Linked DNA regions of Homo sapiens: region 1 is linked to region 2. The links are chromatin contacts, found by Hi-C or POLR2A ChIA-PET in ENCODE. All regions are on one chromosome and are shown on one strand. The core of a region is the stretch at or near the end of the contact, and the rest is flanking DNA. Distances in the headings are between cores, read along the strand shown. Region 1 overlaps JAK1 (Janus kinase 1). Region 2 overlaps LINC01359 (long intergenic non-protein coding RNA 1359).

Region 1 (4,111 bases), core at 644-3,143, 60 kb after region 2:
TTTTATTTAGTACCTAACGTATGATTTCCACTGTGGTTGGTCCTTGACAACAGTTAGGTGAGAGCGAATTGATACTAGAGATGCAGAAATGTAAGGCTTAGAAGCTCAAGTGTCCAGGACCACACAGAGCTCATAAGTGGCAGAGCCAGGATTTAAACTCAGGTTTGACTGATGTCAAAGCCACTCCTTATGGTCTTTTTGATATTTTTGCTCTAGAGATGGTGTTCATGATTAGCTTGTTTACTTACCAACCATTTTCTATTCAGATTATAAAGCAGATCTCATTTGGCCGAGACTTGGAGATTTAAGTTTTTGATATGTAATCTATGATTGAATTTAAATGAGGTATGGTTAGAAAGTTCCAGCCCAGTTAGTAATTTAGCACCTTAAAGCATTCAACAAGCATGGTTAACCAAAAACCTAAATCATACTAAATGTTTGAAGTGGTGAACAGGAGGGAATATTTTTATATTGTTACTAGTCAGCTTTAAAAAAAAATGTGTTTATAAACTGAGAAGTCTAGGTACATGACATTTATACTCCTGATGTTTGACTGGCTTTGGAAATTCCCACGTTGTGACTTCTTGTAAGCTTGGCTGAATGAACTGACAGGGGATTCCAGCCCTTACTGTATAATTAAAGGTAAAGATACAGAATGCATCTCTCTACCTCCAACTATTGTGTAGTTAGTTGTAGCTACCAATGAAATTATCAGGTCAATGCAAAAAAACCCTTGTTTTTATTTATACAGGGTACAGGGATGGTCTGATTAGTTGTTCTCAAGTAACTAACTGGGGGGTGGGGGGCATTTAGTAGTGTTGTTGTTGTGGTTTTTTTTTTCCATAAGAACAATCAAATGAGGAAACTAATAGCACTGTGGGCTGCTTAGGGAATTTTTGTCACTGAAAGAACTGCTGCAAGCCCTGTGTCTCAGGAAGGGTGATGGAATGTCTAAATGTCCATCTGTCGGGAGAAGATTGAAGTCCCTATGCCGATCTACTCTGCTTGTGCAACTTTGTGATTTGCAGCCAGTTACTTAATCTCTCTTTACTGTTGTTGACTGAAGTCATGCTATAGCTGGTATTTCATATTACAAGGACAGAGTTCAAGAATTATCTTCTTGGTTGGAAATGGAAAGGAGGTATATCTGGAGTCAAGTCCAAATGGGTAAGCCATCTCACTCTAGAAACTCACTGTACAAAGGGACTAAGAAGGGAATAGAGAAGCTGCCTTGTTTATAAAAGGTTGATCCACTCCCAATAGTATAATCACAACAATTTCTAAGAGGTTTTATTTCAACCACTTATTTTCTTATCCCTAGGTTACACATCAGTTTGGTGAGAAGAGCTCAGTTTTTGGTTTTAGATGAGCTGAGTGCTTGTCTCAGTTCAGCCACTTGCTAGCTGCATAGCCTTATGCAAGGCACTTAAATTCTCTGAATCTCTGTTTCTTTATCTGTAAAATGATTTCCAGTGACCTACTATATACTCTAGTAGGTCACTGGAAATCAGTTAAGTTAATAGATGTGAAAGTGCTTTGTACACTTCAAAGGGCTGTCTAAATGTCTGTATGAGCCTGAAGGATAGTTGTTATGCTTTCAGTTATCAGTAGTCTAGGTGGCTGTGCAGAAAGGGAGAGGCGAGGGAGTCATATTTTTGACAACTAACTTGGGGTCCTATGATCGAAAGCCCAGAAATCCTCACTTAGATTTTTTCCCTAATGCAGCAGTCTTGTGCTGGATTTTGGAGTGTGGTAGAAACATATGCTACACTTATTAAAGGGGTTTGGCACTCTGTAATGTGGGATTACTGGCATAGAAGATGAAATGATAAAGGAACATCTCATCATATTCAGATGTGTGAGTCATGCACGCTTATGAGTTACTCTGAAAAATGGAATTATAATAGAAATGGGCATGAGTTCAACTTACATTATTTTCCTTGGCTTTAGCAGTTTTCAGGTTAAAAGTCACTGGATACATTTAACTGTCTTAAAGCATAGCATTTATAAAAAGCTTTTAGAACTTAGACTGTACAAAAGCACCTGAATTGGAAACTGTGTCTCTTATTTTTTCTATCAGTAGGATATTAGGGACAGTTTTGCACTGGACCTGTTCCTGTGTACTGCCTTGATACTTAACTCAGTCAGTGAATCAGTAAGCAGGAATATATGGACTCCTATAACCCTATTGGCCTTCAGGGAGCTTCATGGTCATTTATTCTGCCTGCCTGTTTTACAGTGGGGAAAACTGAGGGCCAGAAGGGTTCCTTGAATTATCCAAGGCCCAAGGTTAGGTTCTGGCAGAGGCAGGGTTAGAACTCATTCAGTCCACACCATGCTGTCTCCAGTGTATATGTGCTGGATGAGAAATTTTCCACTGCCAGCATTAATTTAATTTAATTTAATTTTAGTTTGGTCTAGTGTAGTCTAGTCTTGGATTAGTTTAAGACAGAGTCTTGCTGTGTCGCCCAGGCAGGAGTGCAGTGGCATGATCTCGACTCTTTCCAATCTCTGCTTCCTAGGCTTAAGCAATTCTCGTGTAGTTCTCAGCCTCCCAAGTAGCTGGGACTACAGGTATGTGCCACCACACCCAGCTAATTTTTATGTTTTATGTAGAGATGAGGTCTCGCCATGTTGCCCAGGCTGGTCTTGAATTCCTGGGCTCAAGTGATCCACCTGCCTTGGCCTCCCAAAGTGCTAGGATGACACATGTGCCACCACACTTGTCCTGTTTATTCCATTTAAATTACAGTTCATTTTGTGTAAGCCACTTTTCCCTGTTTCCGTCAATTTCAGATTTGGAAATACTTTTCAAGGATTATCCTTAATACTACATCTCCTCTTTATGCTTAAAAATTTTGTTTGATTCTTTAACCAGAAATGATCATAGTGATTTTTAACTTTCAATAGGGAGCTACTTTTTCATTAATTACTTGGGTCATATTTGTCACTTGATTCTTAGCACTTTTTTCTTTTGATGTCGTTTATTATTTATTGAGAAACATTTGAGTTCTTACTCTGTGCCAGGCCCTGTGCTTAGCAGGTGCTGGAGGTGAGAAGGCACTAAGTGATGGAAGGACCTCATCCAAGAACCCGACTCTGTCCTGAGAGGATCTAGGGTGTCCGTCAGGCCCCACCCCATTTGACTTAGGACCATTATTGTTTTTATAGTAGCTACTTGAAAGACTCATTAGGAAAAGTCATGCTTTTGTTCATTTCTGTTTTCAACCTAGCTAAGGAGACATATATTACAAGTAAATAATGGCACAAATTGGCAAATGATGAAAGTCCAGGGGATTATTGCCTAGGTAGAATTTTAGAAAGATGATGTGGAGAAATAGGAACACTTTTACACTGTTGGTGAGACTAAACTAGTTCAACCATTGTGGAAGACAGTGTGGCGATTCCTCAGGGATCTAGAACTAGAAATATCATTTGACCCAGCCATCCCATTACTGGGTATATACCCAAAGGAATATAAATCATGCTGCTATAAAGACACATGCACACGTATGTTTATAGCGGCACTATTCACAATAGCAAAGACTTGGAACCAACCCAAATGTCCATCAATGATAGACTGGATTAAGAAACTGTGGCACATATACACCATGGAATACTATGCAACCATAAAAAACGATGAGTTCATGTCCTTTGTAGGGACATGGATGAAGCTGGAAACCGTCACTCTCAGCAAACTGTCGCAAGGACAAAAAACCAAACACCGCATGTTCTGACTCATAGGTGGGAATTGAACAATGAGAACACTTGGACACAGGAAGAGCAACATCACACACCAGGGCCTGTTGTGGGGTGGGGGAAGTGGGGAGGGATAGCGTTAGGAGATATACTTAATGTAAATGACAAGTTAACAGGTGCAGCACACCAACATGGCACATATATACCTATGTAACAAACCTGCACGTTGTGCACATGTACCCTAGAACTTAAAGTATAATAATAAAAAAAAAGGTAAAAGGAGCCAGGTGAAATTAATATCCTATTTCAACATGTAATCAATATGAGAATTGTTTATGAGATACTTATAAATTTTTCTTCTTCGAAAAAAAAGTTGCTGCCATTCAAGATGGTCTTTAAAGAAGCGTAGTAT
Region 2 (4,312 bases), core at 796-3,295:
GGGTGGAAGTAGGTTATTGTTGACTTATTTGCTCTGTGTTTATTCCCACAGCCCCCTTTTTCCTATGTTGCTGGATCTCCCTTTCCCTTCTTGGTGCTTACACATCTCAGACCCTTTAGCTGAATGCTTGCTAAAGTAAAATGCTTGAACAGTATTTTGGTTCTCAGTTCTCACTGTTCCCTCTGGTTGTTGAGGCGTCGAATAAAAATGCACATAGCAGTGGGGTTTAGCTGGAAAAGGTGACCTTCTTCCAACTTCACCTCTACTTCTGGCTCCTCAAACAGCGGGTGGACAGTAAGGCAGGGAAGTTGTTTTCTCATTTCTCACTGACCAGACTGTGAATATTTTCATATGGATTTTCTCTTATTAATGTTACTCTGGTGCTTCTTTGTTTTAAGATAAAAATTCTGAATGTACACATGAAAAAAAAAGACAGAAAATATTATCACTCCCATTTTACAGATTAAAAAACTGAGATTTAAAGTAGTAATGTACTACTCACAGCCACACAACTAGGATGAAGCAGAGCTAAAACTCAGCTCTCATTCACTGCCAAGCCTGTGGTCTTAGAGACATAAGCCAGCAGGACTTGGTGTCATTAAGGGACTGGGGAGAGTGGTTCCATTCCCCCAAATCCTCCCCCAGAGAACTTCCTCGTATTTTATAATGGTCATACCTTCAACCCTTTTACCTCCTACCTGGGCTGATTGCAATAATCTGAAAGGGCCCTGTTTGAGGGGCAATGGTAGTTACTGTGGAGAAGGGCTTCAAAGAATATGGATGGTGGTGCCAATTTACCTCCCGGACTGTGGCTGCTGCTGTGTGATGTTGGGGTAATGGTTAATCTGCTCTTGTGTGAGTCAGCTAATGCCCCTCCCAAATCACATAATGCGTTAACTCAGTTAAAAGACACCTGCCCAACTCATCTGAATGTCAGACCTGAGTGTCAGCTCCCATTTTACACTCTGTAAAAGGAAGGAGGATTTTAACTTAACACTCGAAATCTTCAAAGAATACAGTTGATCTTTTTCAGCCAACAGAAAGACTGCTTCCCTGGTTGTATGTGTGTGTGTGTGCGTGTGTGTGCGTGTGTGTGTGCGTGTGTGTGTGTGTGTGTTATTTAACTTAGTGTTGACATCAACTCTGTAGAATTGTATATGTACAGATAAGTAACTGGAAGCTCGGAAAGGTGAAGCCACTTGTTCAAGTTCATGGAGTCAACTTTCTTTTTACATCTCCAGGACACTAACTGTTGGGATAGTTTGTTTAGTTTGCATCCTAGTGGATAAGTGCTCTTCTTAGTGATGATGAAAATTTGAATATCTCTAAAGGGGCATTATTATCCTGGAGTGTGAGACAGTGAAAAGAACAGGAGCTTTGAAGCTAGGTGTGCCCTGTTAAAACTTCAGTTCCTGCTGTGTAATAGTGTAAACACTGGCAAATCACCTAATCTCACCTCAAAAGGTGATTTTGAGAATGAAAGCAGATGGCTGGGAGGTAAGGGTACTTAAATACATGTTAGTCCTTTCCAGGTCCTCATTGCTGGAATTTGAGTGGACATCTCCAGCCATCTCAAGCAAATTGATTAAATACTCAGTGCATTCTTAGAGATATTTTAATTTATTTTAATTGAAACAAACACCTGCCATGTGGCATTTTTAGGAAAATTTAGGGAAGGTCTTGTGAAACTAGGCAAATCATAAAGCTCCCACAGGTTGAGGCTCAACAGACCAATCAGTGAGGCCCATTTTACCCTGGAGGCACTGGGCCAGGTGCCACGAGCGTTCCAGGGGTGAAGGGAAAAGCCTGCCGTACTGGAACTGCAAAACATCTGGTCAAGGAGATATAGCACCAACAGAAGGAAAGACAAACAGCAATAGAAGGCATTAAAAGACACGTTTCCAAGGAATGATGTAGGCAATAAATACTGTGTGAATTCAGGACAGAGAGAGAGATCACTTAGAAAGGTCCAAAAAACCCTTCCTGACTCATTTCCTGTACTTTCTCTTTCTGTCCCTTCATAGCCCTGTGGGTTTCTCTTAGAGTTACCAGGGCACTTATCTCTGTGTAACAAGGTGGAGACAATATCGCCATTGTTTTACAGCTGGTGCCATATTTCTTCCTGAAAATAGAAGCATCTAGGCTTGGAAAAAATCAGTTGAGAAATTAGGTGTAATAGAATAAATAGGTTGGAAAATGCTTGAGGTAGAAAATTGATGCCCAACAATGATAGACTGGATTAAGAAAATGTGGCACATATACACCATGGAATACTATGCAGCCATAAAAAATGATGAGTTCATGTCCTTTGTAGGGACATGGATGAAGCTGGAAACCATCATTCTCAGCAAACTATCGCAAGGACAAAAAACCAAACACCGCATGTTCTCACTCCATAGGTGGGAACTGAACAATGAGAACTCTCGGACACAGGAAGGGGAACATCACACACCAGGGCCTGTCGTGGGGTAGGGGGAGGAGGGTGGGATAGCATTAGGAGGTATACCTAATGTAAATGACGAGTTAATGGGTGCAGCACACCAACATGGCACATGTATACATATGTGACAAACCGGCACGTTGTGCACATGTACCCTAAAACTTAAAGTATATATATATATAAAAAAAGAGTTTAAAAAAAAAAAAGAAAATTGAGACCAAGGATCCAGCTGTTAGAGGAGGGTCAACTTGCTGTGCATACTGCAGGGAGGTTTTGGAAATTTTGGGGGGCAATCTGCAATGGAGAACGCGAGGGCAAAAGGAGGGAGGGCAGAGGGAAAATGGAGAAAGCAGCCACCAGGGCAGCAGAGCTGTGATTCCTACCTACCTACATCTTCAGGGATGGCTGCCAAACCCAGGGAGCTTTGTGTGAGTGCCTTCATTGTAACATGGTGCAAAACAGAGTAGAATGAGGAGGTGGAAGTGTCCCTCCAGAAGTTACCTCACTCTTGAAAGGGCTTTACACTTCCACAGTCCAGGCACCGTGTTGAGAGTTCAAACCAAGTTTACCCAGATCTTTCAGCAACAAACAGGTCTCATCTGACTTCTGAGTTTTATCTCCAAGTCTTTTCTCTTTCCTTCTTGACCTTTCCCTCCCCTCCAAAGCTTACTTAGTACAGTGTCTGACGTATAGTAGATGCTCTACAAATATCTGTCATGCTGAATCAATATAAATATTGTATTATACATGGTTTCTGCTGTCGTGGTACCTAAAATTGAGGGAAGACAATACACGTGCATTTCAGACACAAAAATAAACCTAATCTTAACAATTCTGGGAAGGATATAAATGCCAATTAAATAGGCCTGACACTTTCCTGCCTCTTTTTCAGTGTCCTTCACGGTTCGGTTCACATTTCACAAGCCCCATGAAGTCTATCTGGATTTTCGGTAATGTTTCCTGTCTCTGAAATCTTATGACATTTATGTCTGTATCAGCCATTTGATGCTTGATTATCTATTTTTCAGATGGATGTCTTGCCTTTTCCTCTACACACTACAGGAAGAGTGGCCACCCCTGCCAAGGGCCTAGTATAGTACCCTATACATGTAGCTGATCAGTTGATTGTTACTGATCATATGTATCCTGCATCATGTTATAAAAAATTAACACAGTGCTTGGCACATACTTGTACTGAGTAAGTATTTGCTGAATTGACTTAAAGTGTTGGATGCCATAGACCTCTGAGAATATATAATTTCTATGTATCACTCTCCTAGCAGAATAAGAGAATATTAGAACTTGGGAAGAAGTCACATCTAATTCTTTTCTATTTTTATTTCATTTTATTTCTTTTTTTTAGAAGTGAGGTCTCACTCTGTCACCCATTCTGGGGTGCAATGGCATGAGCATAGCTCACTACAGCCTCGAACTCCTGGGGTCAAGCAATCCTCCCACCTCAGCTTCCAAGTAGTTGCAGCTATAGCTGCACACCATTGTACATGGCTAATTTTTATTTATTCATTTTTTTTTATAGAGAGGAGGTCTCACTATGTTGCCCAGGCTGGTCTTAAACTCCTCAAGTGATCCTCCTGCCTTGGCCTCCCAAAGTGCTGGGATTACCGGCAGGAGCCACTGTGCCTGGCCAGTTCTTGTTCAGCTACAATTTATTTTCCTATTGCTTTTTGGAATGTAATTTAAACTTTACACTTCAGTTATCCCACTTGTCAAATGCATACATGATTTCGTGGCCAATAACCTGTACGTGGACACAGTAAAGTTAAAACAATAAAGATGCACGGAATTTTGATGCTGATAGGTATCATAAAATAATGTGATCCAAACTAAGGAGATATCTGAGCTCAGAGACAG

The links. A loop is a pair of places that touch in the nucleus more often than their neighbours do. ChIA-PET counts read pairs that join two places held with the same protein, here RNA polymerase II (POLR2A). Pooled maps may share reads with other maps.
Region 1: a pooled map shows a loop between it and region 2 (2.5-fold over the local background). The contact joins two enhancer-like sites. A Hi-C loop is called at or near these places in 1 of 168 maps with a recorded cell type or tissue (endothelial cell of hepatic sinusoid) and 1 of 50 pooled maps. POLR2A ChIA-PET finds 5 or more read pairs at or near these places in 5 of 52 experiments (A549, BJ, OCI-LY7 and 2 more).

The regions. Positions count from the first base shown.
Region 1 is chr1:64,918,878-64,922,988 of GRCh38, reverse strand. All of the region lies in intron 1 of JAK1 (Janus kinase 1), which reads left to right. Among named protein-coding and RNA genes, the nearest start is that of JAK1, 46 kb to the left of the region's middle. Within about 2 kb of position 1,893, at least 5 of the 41 ENCODE cell types and tissues checked have a DNase peak (open chromatin) inside an H3K27ac peak, as active enhancers do.
Region 2 is chr1:64,978,889-64,983,200 of GRCh38, reverse strand. It overlaps LINC01359 (long intergenic non-protein coding RNA 1359), which reads left to right. Exons shown (of 7, transcript NR_119383.1): 6 at 3,333-3,390; 7 at 3,469-3,624. It also overlaps a transcript of JAK1 not described here and the pseudogene SLC2A3P2. Among named protein-coding and RNA genes, the nearest start is that of JAK1, 14 kb to the right of the region's middle. Within about 2 kb of position 2,045, at least 4 of the 41 ENCODE cell types and tissues checked have a DNase peak (open chromatin) inside an H3K27ac peak, as active enhancers do.